Regions from separate parts of the Mus musculus genome. Here region 2 is linked to region 1. The links are chromatin loops, found by intact Hi-C in ENCODE. Cell type or tissue: left cerebral cortex. All regions are shown on one strand. Links, peaks and the distances in the headings refer to the core of each region. The heading gives the core; the rest is flanking DNA. Region 1 has its middle 12 kb from the start of Clec2l. Region 2 has its middle 6.6 kb from the start of Hipk2.

The links. A loop is a pair of places that touch in the nucleus more often than their neighbours do. Peaks named below come from ENCODE experiments on the same cell type or tissue, not always from the same donor. Only the 100,000 strongest peaks of a DNase experiment are listed, where the experiment ranks them.
Region 2: a loop joins it to region 1, with 2.1 times the contacts of the local background. A loop is called at or near these places in 1 of 42 quality-filtered maps.

The regions. Positions count from the first base shown.
Region 1 is chr6:38,647,942-38,653,319 of GRCm38, reverse strand. No RefSeq gene overlaps it. Among named protein-coding and RNA genes, the nearest start is that of Clec2l, 12 kb to the left of the region's middle. In left cerebral cortex, for the core only: CTCF peaks have their summits at 2,567 (motif pointing left), 3,372 and 3,572; a DNase peak (open chromatin) is centred at 2,572.
Region 2 is chr6:38,880,113-38,885,490 of GRCm38, reverse strand. It overlaps a transcript of Tbxas1 not described here. Among named protein-coding and RNA genes, the nearest start is that of Hipk2, 6.6 kb to the right of the region's middle. In left cerebral cortex, for the core only: no CTCF peak of the experiment used is centred there; DNase peaks (open chromatin) are centred at 2,103 and 2,503.

The DNA.
Region 1 (5,378 bases), core at 261-5,260:
AACCTCATCCAGGCAACTATGCTAACTTATGCTGTACAGATACTTCCCGGGTTAGCAGCAGATTGCTAGACCCAGACCAGTGAGGGAAAGGAGAAACACATTGGCTCTTACAGTTGAATGTTGGGACACCCTCAGCCGGACTCAAGCTCCATCGCTGAGATAAGCACTATACTCTACCTCTCCATAGTCTGCCTTTGTCCTCTCCATGTTGGCTTTGTCCTCAGACTCCGCACAGTGGAAGGTAGCCACTGAACTGGCATCTTCCCATGGGCAGAATCAGCAGAGAAAGTTCAGACAAACCCACACCAGCATGAAAACACCACGCATTCCCTGTCTTGTTTATGGTTTCTATTGCTGAGAAAAATACCATAACCAAAAGCACACTGGAGAGGGAAGAACTTATTTCACTTTACAACTGTCAGGACACACTTCATCATCCAGGGAAGCCAGGACAGCAATTTAAAGCAGAAACCTGGAGATAGGAACTGAAGCAGAGGCCATGGAGGAATCCTGTCTACTACGTTATTCAGCCTGCTTTCTTATACAACTCAAGACCACCCAGCCTAAGGATGGAACCACCCACCATGGACTCAGCCAACCGACATCACTCATTAATCAAGAAAAGGCACTACTGACTTGCCTCCTGGTGAGTTTTATGGAGGCAGTTTCTCAGTTCAGACTCCCTCTTCTCTAAGATTCTAGCTGCTGTCAGATTGACATCAAACTAAGCAGCATACATCATCTCCTGTGACAGTGACTAAGGCTAAAGTGTTGATCACACATCCAGCCCTGGAGTTGGGGTCAGGGCCATCCCCATCCAGATTACAGGACTGGAAGTGGGAAGAGCAGGGAAGTGGTGGCGCAGGACTTTAGTCCCAGCACTTGGAAGGCAAAGGCAGGTTCAGAAAATGTTTCAGAAAAACATTTTCTGAAAGAAAAAGAAAAAAAAGATAAGAAAAGAAAAAGGAAAAGAAGAAGAAGAAAGTGAGAAGAAACAGTCCCCAAAGAAAATCCAGGCTACTGCACACAAGGGACCAGGGTCAGTGGTAAAGCACTTTCCTACCATGGGTAAGATAGACCCCAATTCAATCCCCAGTGCTACAGGAGAAAGTGTGTGTGTGTGCGCGCGCGCGCGCGCGTGTGTGTGTGTGTGTGTGTGTGTGTGTGTGAGGGGGAGGGGGAGGATGGGAGAGGGCAGGAGAGAGCAGGGGAGGGGAGAGGAGAGGAAGGAAAAGTGGTCAACTGAGATACTCTTCTAAGAAGGGAAAGACTGCTGTTCACAGAACAACAGGGCTGGAGATGGCTCTGGGGTTTGGGACACTTGTTGCTTTTATAGAGGACCCAGGCTCAGTTCTCAGCACCTACACGGTGGCTCACAGATGTCTACAGCTGCAGTTCAAGGGGATCTTGATGCCTTCTTTTGACCTGCACAAGCATCGAACATACACACAAGCAAAACACCCATACATATAAAATAAATAAATTTTAAAATTATCAGTAAGAGAAAAAGAGGGAGAAGAAAGGGTAACTACCCTGGAGCCCAGTCTGCAGGGGAGCTGTGTTTAGCATTTCCTGAGGGACGATCTGAGGTCCGGAGAAGCTGGTTCTTGCAGAGAGATTGGCTCATGGGTGAAAATGATGCTCTCAGTAACGATTCTGCCAAGACCAGCTGCCTCATGCATTAGACTCTCCCAGAGGGTAACAGGAACCTGCAAGGGACAGGAAGCTCACCCGCACCAGCTGAGGAAAAAACCCAAATCTGATATGATAAGTATTTTTAACGACGGGAATAAATACAGGCTTTCTTATTACAAAACAGGTACGTAGATAGGCTGTTTTCGGTAAATACGTTATTTAAGTCAATTTTCTTTCTAATTTAATATACAGTATATATGCTTTTAAGAACTCTAATACATGGTTGGGCTGTATGTGTGAACCTGTTGGTAGGCTGGTTGCCTTGCATACACAAAGCACTGAGTTTGACCCTCAGCCCTTCATGGGCATGGTGGGACACTTGTGATCCCAACACTCCAGACAGGGGCAGGAGGAGTGTGAACTTAAAACCATCCTTGACAACATAGCCTGTACTACCTGAGACTCTATCTACAAAAGTAAATGGTTAGGATTTTTTTTTTTAACTAAAAAATTAGGGTTCTTTGAAGCTTCCTGTAACCATCTGAATTCCTTATATAAGATAATCTGGAGTTACCACAACTGTGATTACGTCATCCTCTTATTGACACATATATAAATTATCAAAAAAGTAAAGATATTTAAATTAAGAGAGAGAAAGAACTAGACCCAGGAGACACCTCACGACCATCTCCTCCCATCAGATTAGCAGCCCACCCACCACCACTATAGCCCGTTATTAAAAGTACTTAATTTACCTAATGTTAATTACTGTTTAATTATGCAAAATATAATCCTACTGGGGCTGGTGGGAGACACTGTCATGGCCTAGCACTGCTTTCACTCTCTTGAGAACCCATATTGGGACAAGATTCTTGTCCCAGGCACCACAAGGCTAGCAGCAAACACTCTGCTTTCCCTTTGCACACGGCCGCCCTCTAGTGACAAGAAGGGAGTACCGCTGCAATCTGATGTGCTGGAGAAGACTGGCACCTCTATCTGGGTGGAACTTTCTGGTTTAAGCACATAGCTTTATGGTGCGGGGTAAGCCAGCTGTAGACCCTGCTAAGGAGCGTGGTTGGTGGCCCTGTTCTCCTTGACAACTCGAAGCCTGAAAATATCGCAACGAAGCTTTCTGGTGACTGTCCTCCTGGTGACTGCCCAACTGAGAATTGCCCAGAGGGCGCACATTTAGCAAAGCAGAGGGCTCCTATCCTCCCTGAGCCAAGGCCTGTTATAGTCTGAAGATTCCTGGTCCCTAAATCTGCTTCCGACAGCCACCTCGCACCAGCACCCCCTCTTGTCCCAAGCATATACAGACAAGCATATACAAGCCCGTTGGCACCCATCCCAAACAGCAGGACCAGAATCCTGGCTCCTTAGATCCACCGAGAAAGATCTTTGCCGGTGTTTCTTGCAGCTGTCTTTCTTGGGCAATGGGACTCTTAGCCACACGTGGTGAGTACATCAATTGAAGCCGCTTGGATGCAAGCGGTGAACAGCACCTAGCCAAAACTGCCTCACATGGCTTCGCAAGTTGCTCACTGCACAGAGGTACTGGACCTGGGGTCGTGGGGATCTGGAATGCAGCCCTGACCTGATAACAAAGTTAGGCTTGCTGGTGAGGGGCTATCCCGGGAGGAAGGAGCTCAATTTCTAATGAGGATTGTTTTGGGGTTTTTTGTTTTTGTTTTTGTTTGTTTGGAGGGGTGTGTGGGTATGTGCGCGCGCACACACGCACACAGAAAAGTACATTGTGGGGCACTTTTTGTCCAGTTTTCACAAAGGCACAAACTGACTGCTACAGTTTAAATGTGAAATGTTGCTTCAGCCTAGGCTCCTTAGCCCCTGTCTTCCCATAAGTAGAAAATCCTCCAACGGGCCCAGGACACTTGCTGGTTAGGGCTTACTCTACCCAGGTTCTGTGCTGCCCCCTAGGGACACTTCTGGGGACTAAGGTCAGCTTTCCTGTGGAAGGCTGGTATTGATGTGTCTTTACCCCTCTCTCTGTCTTTGTTCCTCAAGCCTATCTCCAGCAGCCAAACTCATCTCTCTTGTTCTCAGAACGCCTCCAGACTGAAATACTATTCCAGCCGCTACATTCAGGTGCCACTGCTGTAGAAGGTATCCCTGGGAGGTCACAATACTTATGTAAGACCCTCCTGTCTAAGGGGCTGGAGAGCCAGTTCAGTGACTAAAAGCACTTACTGCTCAGGGTTTCGTTGACAGCACCCACATGGTGGCTTACTACTTTAGCTCTAGTTCAGCAGTTCTCAACCTATGGGCCATGACCCCTTTGGGGGATGGAATGACCCTTTCACAGGGCTTGCCTAGGACAATTGGAAATATCCTATATCTAAAACAGGATTCATAACAGTAGCAAAATTACAATTATGAAGTAGCAATGAAAATATTTTATGGTTGGAGTTCACCACAACATGGGGGACTGTATTAAAGGGTCATAGCGTCAACAAGCTGAAAACCACTGCTCTATCTCTAGGGGACCTGATGCCTCTCTGGTCTCTTGGGGCACTGCATACACATGTGCTGAGTAAGTTTCCTCTAAGATTGAAACATTCCATCCTTCAGGGAAATTCCTTAAACGGGAAGGTAAACAACACAAGCACCTTCAGGAAGTCCCTAAAACTGAGCAGATTCACTAGGTCCTTCTCTGCCAGAGTGAGCAATAAAAGCTGAGAATATTTCTCAGAGAGGCAGAATTTAGTTGCAAGTCAAACTGCCAAAAAATACCAGCCTGGGAGAAGCAGAAAGCAGCCCAGCTGCCTGGAAGGGGTTTAGTCCAGGCCACTTGGGAAGGGCAGTCTCCAATCTGTTGGCCTGCCTGCAGGCTGTGTGTGCACTGTGCTCCAGGTTCCCAGCTCTGTCACCCACACTGGGGTAGGCCTTGGTGATGCAGCTATCTTTGAGTCATTTCTGCTCCTGTAAGTAACCCCAGTAAAACTCCTGGCTCACCAAATTGGACTTTGGTGCTGTCCATTTTTCAGTCTGTCATGGGCTCCCTATTTAGGGTGAATAAGACATATGTGTTTTGTCCCAGAAAAGGTTTTGTCACACAAAAACACGGTGCATATACAAACATTCAGGCAAACAAATATAAATACAAACACAAAATATAAATTAAAATTTTAATTGTTTTAAAAAGATCTTCCAGTCTGTCATTTGGACAAGTTCTTCAGTATTTGGGGCTCTTCCCATAATTGTACCCATCTAAGGAAGCTAACCTGCCTGTCCTGAGGTAGCAGTAGTGGCTGGGAACAAGAACAGGCTGTTACAAGATTGACACAGGCTAGGGCTCGGATATTCGAGTACCTTGTGCCAGGTCAGATCAGTCTGAGACAGCCAAGTACAAAGCCAGACAGAACAAAGTTGACCCTCCCAGGTATCGGTGGGGTTCCTGAAGCTTTTGTCTTGACAGCTTAGGGATATCCACTATCTCCACCCTGCCATTTAGCTTGGCGTCCATCCTTCCCAGAGAGGTCAATTTCTAGAAGCACTAACCTTCAGAGACAGGCAGAACCAGAGGCTGGTGGGTTTCCAGTGACCTCGCTCTCATCCACAAGCTCTGCAGAGTGGGGTCCAGAATGGAGCATCATGTTTTGCAAGGAGACCCAAATCCTTCCCCACAGGCTAGGCGCTCAGTGAGACACAGACGCAGGTTCTAGAAGAGGAGCTTGAGCTGCAAAGCACTGAGCCCCCGAGGAGGAATGTGTGCCTGGTCTCAAGGA
Region 2 (5,378 bases), core at 238-5,237, 230 kb before region 1:
GTGTGTGTATGTAAGAGAGAAGGGTGGGGAGAAAGAGAGAGAGAGAGAGAGAGAGAGAGAGAGAGAGAGAGATCTTTTTGTTGCTCTGCTTTCTATATAAGAATCCACCTCAAGGAGATAAAATAAGCTAGCTCAAATCAACCAGGCAGTGTCTGTCTCCTAAAGAAAAGATAAGCAAATTGGCAACTCTGACTGCTGATTAAGTACCACCCAGGGCAAATGGAATGTGAATGGAAGATATTGCCATATTGCAAATTATTTAAAATTCCAATTCATCTCACACATACAGCAAAAAATCTTCGGGATTCTGTGACAAAGGACCCTTTGTTTCCTCTAAAAAAATTTTCCCTTTTATTTATTTATTTTTTTACACTTTGAGGCTGTAGAAATATTTTTAAAGAGCTATATGTCAACTGTGATAAAAATGCTATCAAGAAATGACAAAATTGATTTCTTAAATAAATTAAGATGCTATTAGCTGCAAGGAGGGGCTGATCTGTGACAGAAACATTCACGGAGAGGTGTCTTCTGTCAATCAGATCAGAGATCAGCACTTTCAAGGCTGGTTCATCTCCTCACTCCCATCTCTGACTCCTTAATCCTCCAGCAACAACTTAGTATCCCTACCCTACTATGACAGGCTGAAGAAGTGGAGGTGGGGTGGGGGCGAGGCAGTCTCTTCCTAGGGAATATTCTTATCAAAACCACTTTCCCAGTAGCCTCAAATTTCACCTTTTACCTCCGTGACTAGAAACAGGCCACTACACAGCTGCCACTGTAACAAGATTGCTTTACCAAATTGACTTAGATTATCACTCCTGGGGCAGGCACATTGCTGTTCAAATAAAACCCAAGTTGCATACCTCATGGGTCTGCTCCATAGAGAAAAAGCTCCAGGAAACTAAGCAAAAAGAATCCTGAAACTTTGAAGCTGTGGAAATATGTGAACCTTAGCTAAACTGAAAGCAAGTGATCCCAAGACTAAATTCTTCCTTGCGTTCAGTCACTTACATTCTGTGTTCACAGGTCACACTTTAAAGATTGTTCTGAAATGTACCTTTTTCATGAACTCAACGTGCTTGTTAAACTCCTCCTTCATATCTGACACTATAGCACTTCACAAAGGCATTCACAAAGTGCTTTTGTCTCTGCTGATTTCTACTAGTGCAGACAGCATTATCCCATTCCACAGATGAGAAAACTGAGGCTTAGGTAAATTTCATATTGTCATCTAGTTGGGAGTGATAGAGTGGAACCCTACATATCCTCATGTTCCATTCTTGTTCAGCTGTTTTCTGAGAAGGGAAGGTAAATAATTTTAAAATGAAACAGAGAACTCTATTCCTACATGGGATGGGATGGCAAAAATGAAACCAGCCTGTGCTTTGAGGAGACCAAAGGCAAACTGCTGGGATGCAGTGGGGGTGCCAGGCGAGGCTTCCTGAAAGAACTTTCACTGGGTTTGAAAGGATGAAGAAAACAGATGGGAGGCTGTGTGCAGGGACTGAGTGGGGTGTGGCCCCTGCTCAGGACACAGGTTGGGCAAGAGGGGAGAACAAGATTGGAAGGTGGGTTTGGAGCAGATGGAAATAAGATTAAAGTATCTGGTTAAGGCAATTAAGGTTTACTGAGCAGGCAAGGCAATGACTCAACATCTCAGAGCAATGGTGTGGCTTGCAGAAAGACAATTTTATCAACAAGTTATATGTATTCAAGAAAAAAAAAAGACTGGAGTCAGGGTCCAGTCTTAGTGGGGCTGGCAGTAGGGAGGGGGACTGTGCCCTAGGGAGAGGACCTGTAAGAAGAGAAACAGTGGGGCGGTACTGTGCCTCTGAGATGGCTGTGGAAGTCCGAGAGGATGGTGGTTCTCCAAGAAGAACAGAGCAGATGAGTTCCATTTGGGAGAGGTTTCTAGAAGGCTGCTGGAAATGTGGGGCCGGAGCTAGGAAGTCCATCAATACAAAGATCAGCCTAAAGAACAAACACAGAAGCTTGTCAAGACAGCAAGCTGCGCAGAAGAGCTTATGTAAATGTAGTACATCAAGGATGAGCAAAGAAAGCAGTGCATCTTGCCAGCAGTGGAGCAGTGCGTCTTGCGTCCCCTCAAAGGAACTGGCTACATAGTATCACTAAGTAAATCTATGCCAGAGAGAATAAGTTAAAATGCTAATCCAGGTACCACCCCTGGATTCCTGAGTCAGTGGGCTCAGTGCATGGCCTAGATCCTTGTCTCTAGTTATCTCCTGTGGGGTTTTGATGCAGATGACTCAAGGGTCACAACTTTGACAAACAAAACCATATAACCTCCCTGTGTGATCTCAGCCTGCCGCTGCCGCTCCTCCCCTCCTGCGGATTAGCAACTTATTATACACACATGACTCAAAACAGTCTCTCTCCCTTGAAAATTCCTTGGCTGAACTCCAGGCACTAACACCCACCTGCAGCTGAGCACCCCTGTCTGAATATCCCACAAACCTTGAACTCAACATGTTCAGAATCACACTCATTTTCTCCCCACACCTGGTGCATATCTGACACAGTGCAGGTTCCTCATCTTGGCACAATGTCCCCAGTGTCCTTCTCAACCACAGCCTCCCCCTCCAGTTTCCTGTTTGGCGGTATTCTCATTTTGAACAGATCCTGGTCACACAGACTTTTCTATGTTGCTATCCTCTGCCAGAATCCACAGGCTGGGCGCAGATGTCACCCTTGGCTCCAAACACACTCTTTGCCATTCATCCTGCGGAGCTGCCTTTAGCCCACAGGTATCCATCCCTGTCATGACAGTGCTCTTCACACTGTATTGTGCTCTTTCACTGATGGTTTTTCTTTGCACTTCAGCACCTCAAAAGCCACTCTCACCTCTTGATATAGAGATTTAGCACAAAATAAGCAGTCATAGGACAGCTAATGAATTAAATTTCTCAAGGAGTGTGTGTGTGTGTGTGTGTGTGTGTGTGTGTGTGAGAGAGAGAGAGAGAGAGAGAGAGAGAGAGAGAGAGAGAGAAGAAAATGATCAGGAAAGTTGAAGGGAAATTTGAAAGTTTGCAGGGAGAGAGTGAGAGTGACAGAGAGAAATGACTGTCTAACTGATGTTTGCCTAGGAGATCCAGCAGGGGAGAAACTGAGGAAGGACACTGGGATTTGCATTGAAGAGGTCACTAAGAACTGCAGGTCAGTGTCAGTCCAACAGTGCTCTTCCACAAGGGCCAGCCCTCCATGTCAGCAGGGGGAAACTTGCAATATAAGCATGATGCACAGTGCTGCTCAGACCCTCTGGTTCACCCCGGGCCAGCTGGCTTGATTGAACCAGATGCGCTGGCCTTAGGAAGATCTTTCTTCAGCCTCCTTTTCTTGCTACTTCCTCCTTTCAAACGTCTCTGGGTACCTTCTCTGCCTAGTGTGCCCAACTTTAACCGGAGCTGCATGGATGCAAGGGGCTCCAACCTGCCTTCCCACCATCACAGAAGTCCTCTGCCGGGCCTGTTAACTCTCAGAAGTACTTCTTATGGACGAGTGTGCCCCCAGCCCACCATTCCTGCAACCTCCAGGAAAACTGTGCTGTCTTCCTGCACAGCTTTCGGTTCAGCTTCTTTCTCATGCATTGGTGAATTACATTTTGTCATTTTGTTCTCCTCAGCTCCTTTCAACTGGACACTCTTTGGGCATCACCTTGCCTTACCCACAGCCCTGCCCAGATGTCTGTTTCTTGCTTTTTGTTTTGTTTTGTTTTTCCTATAAACAGAGCATAAAATGAGTGCTGCTTCTCTGTCACCCCGGCCAGCCTTGTGCATGCAAGTCCTCTGAGGCTGCTGTACCTTTCCTACAGTCACTCCCCTTTGCCCTGCCAAGGCTCCACTCTGGTCTACCCTTTGCCCTTAAAGCTATAGCTGCTATCATTGCTCATTTGAATGCACTGCCTACTCTTTCAAAATTCTCTGTGGGCGTGATATTTGTCACTTAAGTGTCATTATTAAATACCACTCTCTTTAAAAAGATCATTGAAACCAAGCAACAGTTGAAAGCAGAAATATAAATGAATTTATTAAGGATAACTGTAGGGGGAAAAGCCTAATAAGACAATGGTAAAAACAAAATTGGGCTATATTATGATTTGAAAAAAAAAAAAACAGAATCAAAACAGAAAAGAGGAGTAGATGAAATAAAGAACGTGTGGAAAGATAAAAAGAAAAAGAGACAGGCACAATACCGGAAAGAAAACAGAGACAAACAAGACCAAAGTAGAGGTCTGATTTGTGTGTTTCTGTGTGAGTGTGCCCACATCTATGTATAAAGTCAGAGGACAGCCTCGGGTGTCATTCCTCAGAAGTTTCTCCCTTACTTTAACTTTTTCTTCTCCCCTTCATTCCTCTATCCCTTCCTCTCTCCAGCCCTCCCTACCTTCTTTCCATCTTTGCTTGCTTTTTGAGATAGTTCTCTTGTTACAGACTGGAATTCACCAAGTAGCCTAGTTTGTTGGCCCCATGAGCCCTAGGGATCCGCCCGACTGGATTGCAAATGAGTGTTAACACACCGAGCTTCTTTTGCTTTGTGCGCTTTAGGGATCTACCTGAGGTCCTTGTGCTTGCCAAGCAAGCACTTTACAAATGAAGCTATCTCACTTGCTCACCGAGGTGATTTTTGAGAGTATGACCTGCTTCCTCTAGGCCCATCTCTACATGATAGACCACAGGCTCGGATTCAGAAATAAGAGGCTGTCCGGAAAACAAGAATAATAGATACCGAGTCAGAACAAGATGCAACTCACACAGATCCCCTGCTCCAAACACCTTGGGGGGAATAACAAGACCCACACCGCTAGTATATTGTATCTTATGCCTCCATAGTATTGGACTGTAGACAAACCTCTAGGGTATTTTCTTAATTAGTGTTTGATGCCGAGGGCCCAGCCGATGGTGGGTGGTTCTGTCCCTGGGCTGGTGGTCCTGTGTTCTATATTAGGAAGCAGGCTGAGCAAGCCATGAGAAGCAAGCTAGTAAGCAGCACCCCTCCATGGCCTCTGCATCAGCTCCTGCCTCCTGGTCCCTGCTCTGTCTTGAGTTCCTGTCCTCATCCCTTTTGATCTGTTGTATGGAGCTGTGAGTGAAATAAACCCTTTCCTCTCCAAGTTGCCTTTGGGTTGCTTTTGGCCATTATGTTTCATAACAGAAATAGTAACCTTAACCGAGACAGGGTTAGACTCCCTGGAACTAGAGTTATGCATGGTCTCTAGCTACCATGTGGATAATGAGAACTCTGGGTCCTCTGCAAGAGTAGCGAGTGCTCTTAACCACTGAGCTATCTGTCCAGCCCACAGCTATGTCTTCTTAATTCACCTTTCAACAAATTGAAGCAAAGCTTTACTCTCTCAGGAGCTA